Linked DNA regions of Homo sapiens: region 2 is linked to region 1. The links are chromatin loops, found by intact Hi-C in ENCODE. Cell type or tissue: K562. All regions are shown on one strand. Each heading gives the region's core, and the rest is flanking DNA. Links, peaks and the distances in the headings are about the cores only.

Region 1 (4,347 bases), core at 1-4,000:
GATCTCGGCTCACTGCAAGCTCCACTTCCTGGTTCAGCCTTCTGAGTAGCTGGGATTACAGGCGTCTGGCACCACACCTGGCTAATTTTTGTATTTTTATTTTATTTTATTTTATTTTATTATTATTATTATTATTATTATTATTATTATTATTATTATTTGAGACGGAGTCTCGCCCTGTCGCCCAGGCTGGAGTGCAGTGGCGCAATCTTGGCTCACTGCAAGCTCCGCCTCCCAGGTTCACGCCATTCTCCTGCCTCAGCCTCCCGAGTAGCTGAGACTACAGGCGACCGCCACCGCATCCGGCTAATTTTTTGTATTTTTAGTAGAGATGGGGTTTCTCCGTGTTAGCCAGGATGGTCTCAATCTCCTGACCTTGTGATCCGCCCGCCTTGGCCTCCCTAAGTGTTGGGATTACAGGCGTGAGCCACCACGTCTGGCTAATTTTTGCATTTTTAGTAGAGAGAGGTTTCACCATGTTGGCCAGGCTGGTCTCAAACTCCTGACCTTGTGATCTGCCTGCCTCAGCCTCCCAAAGTGTGAGCCAGCGCTCCCTGCTGATTTTTGTATTTTTAGTAGAGACGGGGTTTACCATGTTGGCCAACCTGGTCTCAAACTCCTGACCTCAGGTGATCTGCCTGCCGCGGCCTCCTAAAGTGATGGGATTACAGGCATGAGCCACCATGCCTGGCCTGTATATCTTATTTTGAGAAATGTCTATTCAGATCTTTTGCCTATTTTTAAATTGGATTATTATGTTTTTTCCTTAAAGAGTTGTTTGAGCTCCTTATATGTTCTAGATTTTGGATTTTCGAATTAGGGATGCTCAACCTGGTAAGTATTATGCAAATATTCTAAAATCTGAAAAAGAATTTGAAATCCAAAACACTTCTGGTTGCAAGCATTTTGGATAAGGGATACTCAACTTGTACTAACCTGTGACCCCTGACTTCAGAGACTTTGCAATCCTGGGAGACTGAATATAATCAGGTGCTAAGATGCAGTTGTATGCAAGCTGACAGGAAGACAATTTGGCCCAGTGTTCCTGAGGTAGACTTCATGGCAAGAAGGGATTTAGCTATTCATAGAAGAGTGTGTAGGTCATTTAGAGATGGAGGATGGAAAGAGAGTGGAAGCAAAAGCCAGAAACAAGAGAAGAACCTGCTAGAGGTGTAAAATGCAAACTGGTCAGTAGTTGGACAAAAGACTGAAGGATCTAGAATGTAAGAAACCTTGAATGAAAGTCAGGATGAGTGGTTTTGGTCTGATGAGACTCTTGCTTTTCCATTAAGCAGTGTTTGGAGATTAATTTGGAGGTGATATGGAGGACAAATTGCTCACAGGGCTCCCACTGAGCAAATGTCCTGCAGGGACAGCAGGTCTGAGTGGGAGCCATGAGTTTCCCAGATGTGCTCCAGGTTCCACATTAAAGCCAGGTGGCAGGTGGGGCCTATTTCTTTTTCTCTGTCCATAAGACTGTTCACCCATTGGGAAGAACCATATACTATATCATCTGACCTTTTTCATTTAGCCCAGCCTATGGCTAACTGTGTCATTTTGGTGTCCATTAGCCCAAGGTTTTTACTCTGGCAACACTAATGGGGACCTATGGAAGTGGAATGTGCTATTTCAGTTTCAGTGCCAGGCCATGCACAGTGGCTCACGCCTGTAATCCCAGCACTTTGGGAGGCCGAGGTGGGTGGATCACTTGAGGTCAGGAGTTCGAGACCAGCCTAGCCAACATGGTGAAACCCCATCTCTACTAAAAATACAAAAATGAGCTGGGCGCGGTGGTGGGCACCTATAATCCCAGGTACTTGGGAGGCTGAGGCAGGAGAATCGCTTGAACCCGGAAGTCGGAGGCTGCAGTGAGCCAAGATCGCTCCACTGCACTCCAGCCTAGGCGACAGCGAGATTCCATCTCAAAAATAAATAAATAAATAAATAAATAAATAAATAAATAAATAAAATAAATTCAGTGCCTTGGGAGAGCTTCGGGAAAGGAAATTTCATGAAACTACCACAAGAGGGCGGCACTTTATACTCCTTTTGTGAGTGAGAAAATTCTCATAAAATTTAAAAGGCTTGCTAGCAATTCCTGGGCTCTTTTCTCAAAAGTGGAAAGAAACCCTACAATATTCTTTGGCAGTGAGTTACATGTATATGCAGCATTTCTTTATAAAGACACAGGAGAATGAAAAGTACCTTGGGAAGGTGGTTTAGCCCAGCATTCCTTGTGTTTTTTTGGCAGTGATGACCTGGCAGCTTCTGAAGCCTGGCCATTGATTAGGATTATAGAGCACAAGATACTGTTGTGTTTATCCCCTGAGCCCAAGGATGTTAGATCTTATCCATGCCTGTGATGATATCTGTTATTTATTGAGTACTTAGCATAATGCTTGGCACATTACAGTCTTACTTCCATCAACTTGTTGAATCTTCACAGACAAATTTGGAGGTTGGTTTTATATAGCCCATTTTCCAGACGCGGTTCAGTGATAGAGTTATCTGTATGCTCTATATACCACATCTACCCCAACTATGACCTTGGGCCTTTCTTCATGTTTTTCAAGCTAATACTATATTGAAAGATAAAGTATCTGGCACAACACTGCAGACAGTTGTCTTTAATAGCAATCCTCACACTCTATAAACAAACCTGCTTAGAATATTTGATGGTACTCACACACCTGGTGATTTTGCCATTGAAAATTATACTTCAGTTTTTATTCCCTAGGAATCAAAAGGGATAAAGTTCCTATCTTATTTTTGTTTTTGAGACAGGGTCCCTCACTTTGTCACCCAGGCTGTAGTGCAGTGGTGTGGTCTCGGCTCACTGCAACCTCTGACTCCTGGGCTCAAGCGATCCTTTCCATCTCAGCCTTCCGAGTAGTTGGAACTACAGGCATGCACTGGCTAATTTTTGTATTTTTTGTAGAAATGGGGTATCACCATTTTGCCCAGGCTGGTCTCGAACTCCTGGGCTCAAGCAATCCACTTGCCTCAGCCTCCAAAATGCTAGGATTACAGGCATGAGCCACCATGCCTGGCCTCTATCCTTAGTTTTAAAGTCATCTCTTGGGAACAGCTTATAGGATTTTAAAATCTCCATCAGATAGTCTTTGCCTTCTATCTAGAAGTTTAGTCCGTTTGCATTTATTTTGATTCCTGATATATTTTGGTTTATTTCTTTCGTCTTATGTGCTTTATATTTTATTTGTTGTGCTATTTTTGTTTATTTGCCTTTTTTCTTCCTGTTTTGGAGGCACTATCAACCTAATGCCACTTTTTTTTTTCTTTTCTGAGATGGGGTTTTGCTCTTGTTGCCCAGACTGGAGTGCAATGGTACAATCTCGGCTCACCACAACCTCCGCCTCCCGGGTTCAAGCGATTCTCCTGCCTCAGCCTCTCGAGTGGCTGGGATTACAGGCATGAGCCAACATGCCCAGCTGATTTTTGAATTTTTGGTAGAGACGGGGTTTCACCATGTTGGACAGGATGGTCTCGGCCTCTTGACCTTGTGATCCACCCGTCTTGGCCTTCCAAAGTGCTGGGATTACAGGTGTGAGCCATCACGCCTGGCCTGAAAGTCTTGAAAAAAATAAATTAAAATTTTCATTTGAGTTTTTTGGAACATACAGATACAGTTGACCCTTGAACAACATGGGTTTGAACTTCACAGATCCACTTATATGTGATTTTCTTCCATCTCTGCCACCCCTAAGACAGCAAGACCGACCCCTTTTCTTCCTCCTCCTCCTCCTCCTCAGCCTACTCAGCATGAAGATGACAAGGATGAAGACTTACGATGATCCACTTTTGCTTGATGAATATTAAATATATTTTCTCCTCTTCATGATCTTCTTAATAACATTTTTTCCTAGCTAGCTTATTCTATTGCAAGAATACAGTATTAATACATGTAACATATAAAATTTGTGTTAACTGACTTTATGTTATCAGTAAAACTTCCATTCAACAGCAGACTACCATTAGTTAACTTCTGGGGAAGTCAAAAGCTATACATGGGTTTTTGACTGCAGGGGGGTCAGCACTCCTAGACCCAGTGTTGTTCAAGGGTCAACTGTAGCATATGAATTTAGAGCCTCTCTGTGAGAGCTGCCTTGTGGCTAGAACTTCTCAATGGAGACTTTTTCTCCTCTACTTTCTGCCAAGGTCAAGAGAAATACATGTCTCTTTCTGCATGGCGGGTTTATTTTTTATTGTCCATTATTGAGCATGAGGAACTTGGTGCTCCAGCTTTGGGTGGGTCTCTACCCACCCACTTCAGAGCACGTCTGAAGTGACTTTACTGAGCTGAGCGTTACCACCATAGTGAGTGCTATT
Region 2 (4,396 bases), core at 238-4,237, 68 kb after region 1:
CTTTGCTACCAAAGGCTATTATAATGCATGGTCAACCTCCTCCAATAAATCTGATTTAATTCACATTATGTGAAAGGTTTTTAATGTCCTGAAAGTGGCTGTGCAGAAAATGTAACTGCAGATAGAATTGACTCCAATATGCTCACAGAACCATTTATAACAAAATAGGAGTCAGTAAGTCATCAAAGAACCAATTAATACACCTGTGAGGAAGAAAATACTAAATGCACACATACTGTTCCTCTGAAAGCTGTTGAAGTAGACCCACTTGTGTACCCAGCACCAGCATCAAGGATTTCAGTCAGGACTGTAGCAATTGTAGCAATTGCTGTGCTCAGTGCTTAGTGAGCCACAGGCTCCTTGGAAAAGACCCTAAGCCATCACTCTGGGGACCTGAGATCCAATTCACAATGATCTTATTGTGTGACTTTGCACAAATTGCTCATTACCCCTTTTTTGTTTCTCAATTAATCATCTGTAGATAAGAATCTATTTATGTCCATAATAAGATTATATCTGGGGCCAGGTATGGTGGGTTATGCCTGTAATCCCAACACTTTGGGAGGCTGAGGTGGGAGAGCTACTTGAGCCCAGGAGTTCAAGGCTGCACTGAACCACGATCACATCACTGCCCTCCAACCTGGGCAACAGAGTGAGACCCTGTTTCTAAAAAAAACCTCCTTAAAAATTATATATGGGAGAATAGTGAGGAGTGATAGTCAAATCCAAGTTTTTTTGGTGATAAATAATGATATAATGTATTCTATCCCTCTCTTTTTTCTGAGAGTAAAAGAAAAAAACTCATTGAAACATTAATTCTCCACTGATCTTAAGGTAAAATGAGAAGTAGAAAAATGTAAGATTCACCTACTAATTAAGGAACAAAGTATTTTGGTTCCATTCTTTGTATTTAACTATCTGGGTAATTGATGTGAGTACATTAGGTCGTAGGTTGGTGCAAAAGTAATTGTAGTTTTTGCCATTACTTTTAATTTTATAAATTTACTTTTCATGGCAGTAATTTATAAATTACTTTTAATGGCAAAAAATTAAAATTACTTTTAATGCAAAACAATTACTTTTGCACCAGCCTAATAGCATTTTAAATGAATGACTGATTCTTTGTAAAACAGGAAGTATTTGGTTGATAATTGATGACGGTGGTCATAAGCCTTAACTCTATCCAAAGATTTAGGAAGTTCTTTTCTTACCTCTGGGATTATGACTAGACCAAATATTAAGCCAAAAAGGACAAGGTTAACTCCATACATCCATCGGAGAAAGATGAAATACGATGCCACTGAAGAACCAAAGTGACCTAGAGAGAGAAAAGACGGTGGGTATGAGTGCTGCAGAAGGAAAAAATGGACACTATTGAGCACTTTATGTGTGTGGTGGATTCAATTTTCACATCAGTCTGTTGAATGACACCTGGATCTCCCTTTCTTTTCCTGGATAAATAACCTGAGGCTCTTTGGGGTTAACTAACTTGCCTAAGTGCCCACAGTCAGAAAGTGAAAAAGCAGAATTTAAATCTTGGTCTGGGATGAGTGCGGTGGCTCACGTCTGTAATCCCAGCACTTTGGGAGGCTAAGGTGGGTGGATCACTTGAGGTCAGGAGTTCGAGACCAGCCTGGCCAACATGATGAAACCCTGTCTCTATTAAATATACAAAAAAATTAGCCAGGTGTGGTGGCCCAGACCTGTAATCCCAGCTACTCAGGAGGTTGAGACAGAAGAATCGCTTGAACCTAGGAGGTGAAGGTTGCAGTGAGCCAAGATCACACCACTGCACTCCAGCCTGGGCAACAGAGCGAGACTCTGTCTCAAAAATAAATAAAAATAAATAAATAAATAAATAAATAAATAAATAAATAAATAAAAAATAAATCTTGGCCTGACAAGTTCAAAACTCATTCTTTTTTCCTAATACAACAGAACCAATGAAATAATCTATTCAGAGGGCCAAGGAAACAATCCAAGCTCTTGGGAAACGCTTTAGGAAACCAATTAAAAAAACAGTGACACCAGCATACTCACTTTCAATGTCCTTGATCTTCATTTCCCAGGGGATACATTGAGTCTTGAAATTATCAAAGTCTCTCTTAAATTTGACCCATTTCTGAAATAAAAGACGTAAAACTCTCAGTTCCTTAACATGTCAACCTGGAGCACAAAGGGGCATGATGAGGGGCACGAGGAGGCCGACAGGTCAGCATGAGTCAGCATGGGTGAAGCTGCTGTCTTGCAGTCCCCAGCTCCTGCTGTCCTTGAGCCCAGGCTGCCAGAGGCAGGTGTTCAAACCTTTACTTCCCCAACGTCAGGCCTGGAGTGAGAGACAAGTGAGGGCCACCCCTTACTGTGCTGATAAAATTTCTGGTTTGGACAGTTTGTAGATAAAGTGAGAAATTCTCTGTACGATTTCTGATTTGGAGGGTCCGATTGAGTTAGCAACCTCTGATATGACTTTCTTCAACTTAAAACAAAAATTCAAAGGTAGAAGGAACTCTGGCTACTCTCAGACCCACGTCTGGCAGACAGCCAAGTGCCTCTCTCTGATAGGAACTGTCGCAAAATTGCAGGGGTGGTGCAACTGATAAGGAGATCTCAACCCATAGCTGAACATTCTTCTCCTGGGGGAACAACAGCCTCGCTTTTCTGAAAAGAGTCAGAAAGGCATGTTGCCCCCTCCTGTGATCTGTTCCCAGCTAGACACCCAGACTATGTACCAAACAGAAACCTGATCAGCCGTCTTTCTATGGCTGGGTGTTGTTTTGTCAACTCTCCAAGGGACTGCTCTCCACCAGCCCCACATTGTGGAAACAAATCCATTTGGAATAAAACAGATACTCATAGAAAGCTGAGGTAGAAATACTCATAGAAAGCATAAGAGGTAGTAGAGAGCAGATCCTAAGATCAGTTCCCATTATTATTATTATTGTTATTTTGAGATGGAGTCTCACTCTGTTGCCCAGGCTGGAGTGCAGTAGCGCAATCTCGGTTCACTGCAACCTCCACCTCCGGGGTTCAAGCTATTCTCCTGCCTCAGCCTCCTGAGTAGCTGGGATTACAAGCACGCACCACCACGCCTGGCCAATTTTTCTATTTTTAGTAGAGATGGGTTTCACCATGTTGGCCAGGCAGGCCTTGAACTCCTGATCTCAAGTGATCTGCCCGCCTCGACCTCCCAAAGTGTTGGGATTACAAACTTGAGCCACTGTGCCTGGCCCGGTTCCTATTATTAAAAGGTCTCCTCAGAACTTGTTCATGGAGGACATGAGATATTCCCCTGTAAAGTCACTAAAGTCCGCACCTGTGAAAAGAAGGGGCAAAAAATAAAGTCAGCAGAAGATGAAAGGGAAACGTTTCTTTTCAGACATGGTCTCACTCTGCTGCCCAGGCCGAGTGCAGGTGGCGCAAACATGGCTCACTGCAGCCTTGACCTCCTGGGCTCAAGTGATCTTCCTGCCTCAGCCTCCTGAGTAGCCACCACATTCGGCTAATTTTTTTTATTTTTTGTAGAGACAGGGTCTCACCATGCGGCCCAGGCTGGTCTCAAACTCCTGGGCTCAAGTGATCCGCCTGCTTTCAGCCTCCCAAAGTGTTAGGATTTCAGGTGTGAGCCACCATCCATCAAAACGGGAAAAATTTTGTGAAGGAATCAGACAGGCTTCCAGACCTGGTTTTCCAGATATAGTTTTGACCATCTCCTGATTGAATGATTGTATAAAGAAGGGAACCAGCTGTCAGAAGAGGGAGATGGTCCCAGATGCAAAAGAGAGGAGAAGCCCATCAGCAGACTGGTTGATAACAGTGGCAAAGATAGGAAGGATATGGTGATTGGCAGAAAACAGACACTGGGCAGCCCAGTCTCATTGCTTCATCCGCCCTCCCTAGCTCTGAGACTGTGTTCAAAAATACTCTTTGGGCTGGGCGTGGTGGCTCATGCCTGTAATCCCAGCTTTTTGGGAGGCTGAGGTGGGTGGATCACTTGAGGTCATGAGTTCGAAACCAGCCTGGCTAACATAGTGAAACCCTGTCTCTACTAAAAACAAATACAGGCTGGGGACGGTTGCTCACGCCTGTAATCTCAGCACTTTGGGAGATCGAGGCAGGTGGATCACCTGAGGGCAGGAGTTCAAGACCAGCCTGGCCAACATGGTCAAACCCTGTCTCTACTAAAAATACAATACTTAGCTGGGCGTGGTGGCAGGCACCTGTAATCCCAGCTATTCAGGAGGCTGAGGCAGGGGAGTCACTTAACCCAGGAGGCGGAGGTTGCAGTGAGCCAAGATCACACCACTGCACTCCAGCCAGGGTGACAGAGCGAGACTCCATCTCAAAAAAAAAAAAACAAAAAAAAAAAACCAAGAAGAAACCCCAAACCCAAAAATAC

The links. A loop is a pair of places that touch in the nucleus more often than their neighbours do. Peaks named below come from ENCODE experiments on the same cell type or tissue, not always from the same donor. Only the 100,000 strongest peaks of a DNase experiment are listed, where the experiment ranks them.
Region 2: a loop joins it to region 1, with 2.4 times the contacts of the local background. A loop is called at or near these places in 1 of 110 quality-filtered maps.

What each region holds. Positions count from the first base shown.
Region 1 is chr20:2,644,743-2,649,089 of GRCh38, reverse strand. The region is part of intron 1 of LOC105372505 (a long non-coding RNA gene); the gene reads left to right. Among named protein-coding and RNA genes, the nearest start is that of NOP56, 5.7 kb to the left of the region's middle. In K562, for the core only: a CTCF peak has its summit at 2,022 (motif pointing right); no DNase peak of the experiment used is centred there.
Region 2 is chr20:2,576,872-2,581,267 of GRCh38, reverse strand. It overlaps TMC2 (transmembrane channel like 2), which reads right to left. Exons shown (of 20, transcript NM_080751.3): 6 at 2,041-2,122; 7 at 1,212-1,318. Among named protein-coding and RNA genes, the nearest start is that of TMC2, 42 kb to the right of the region's middle. In K562, for the core only: no CTCF peak of the experiment used is centred there; a DNase peak (open chromatin) is centred at 2,617.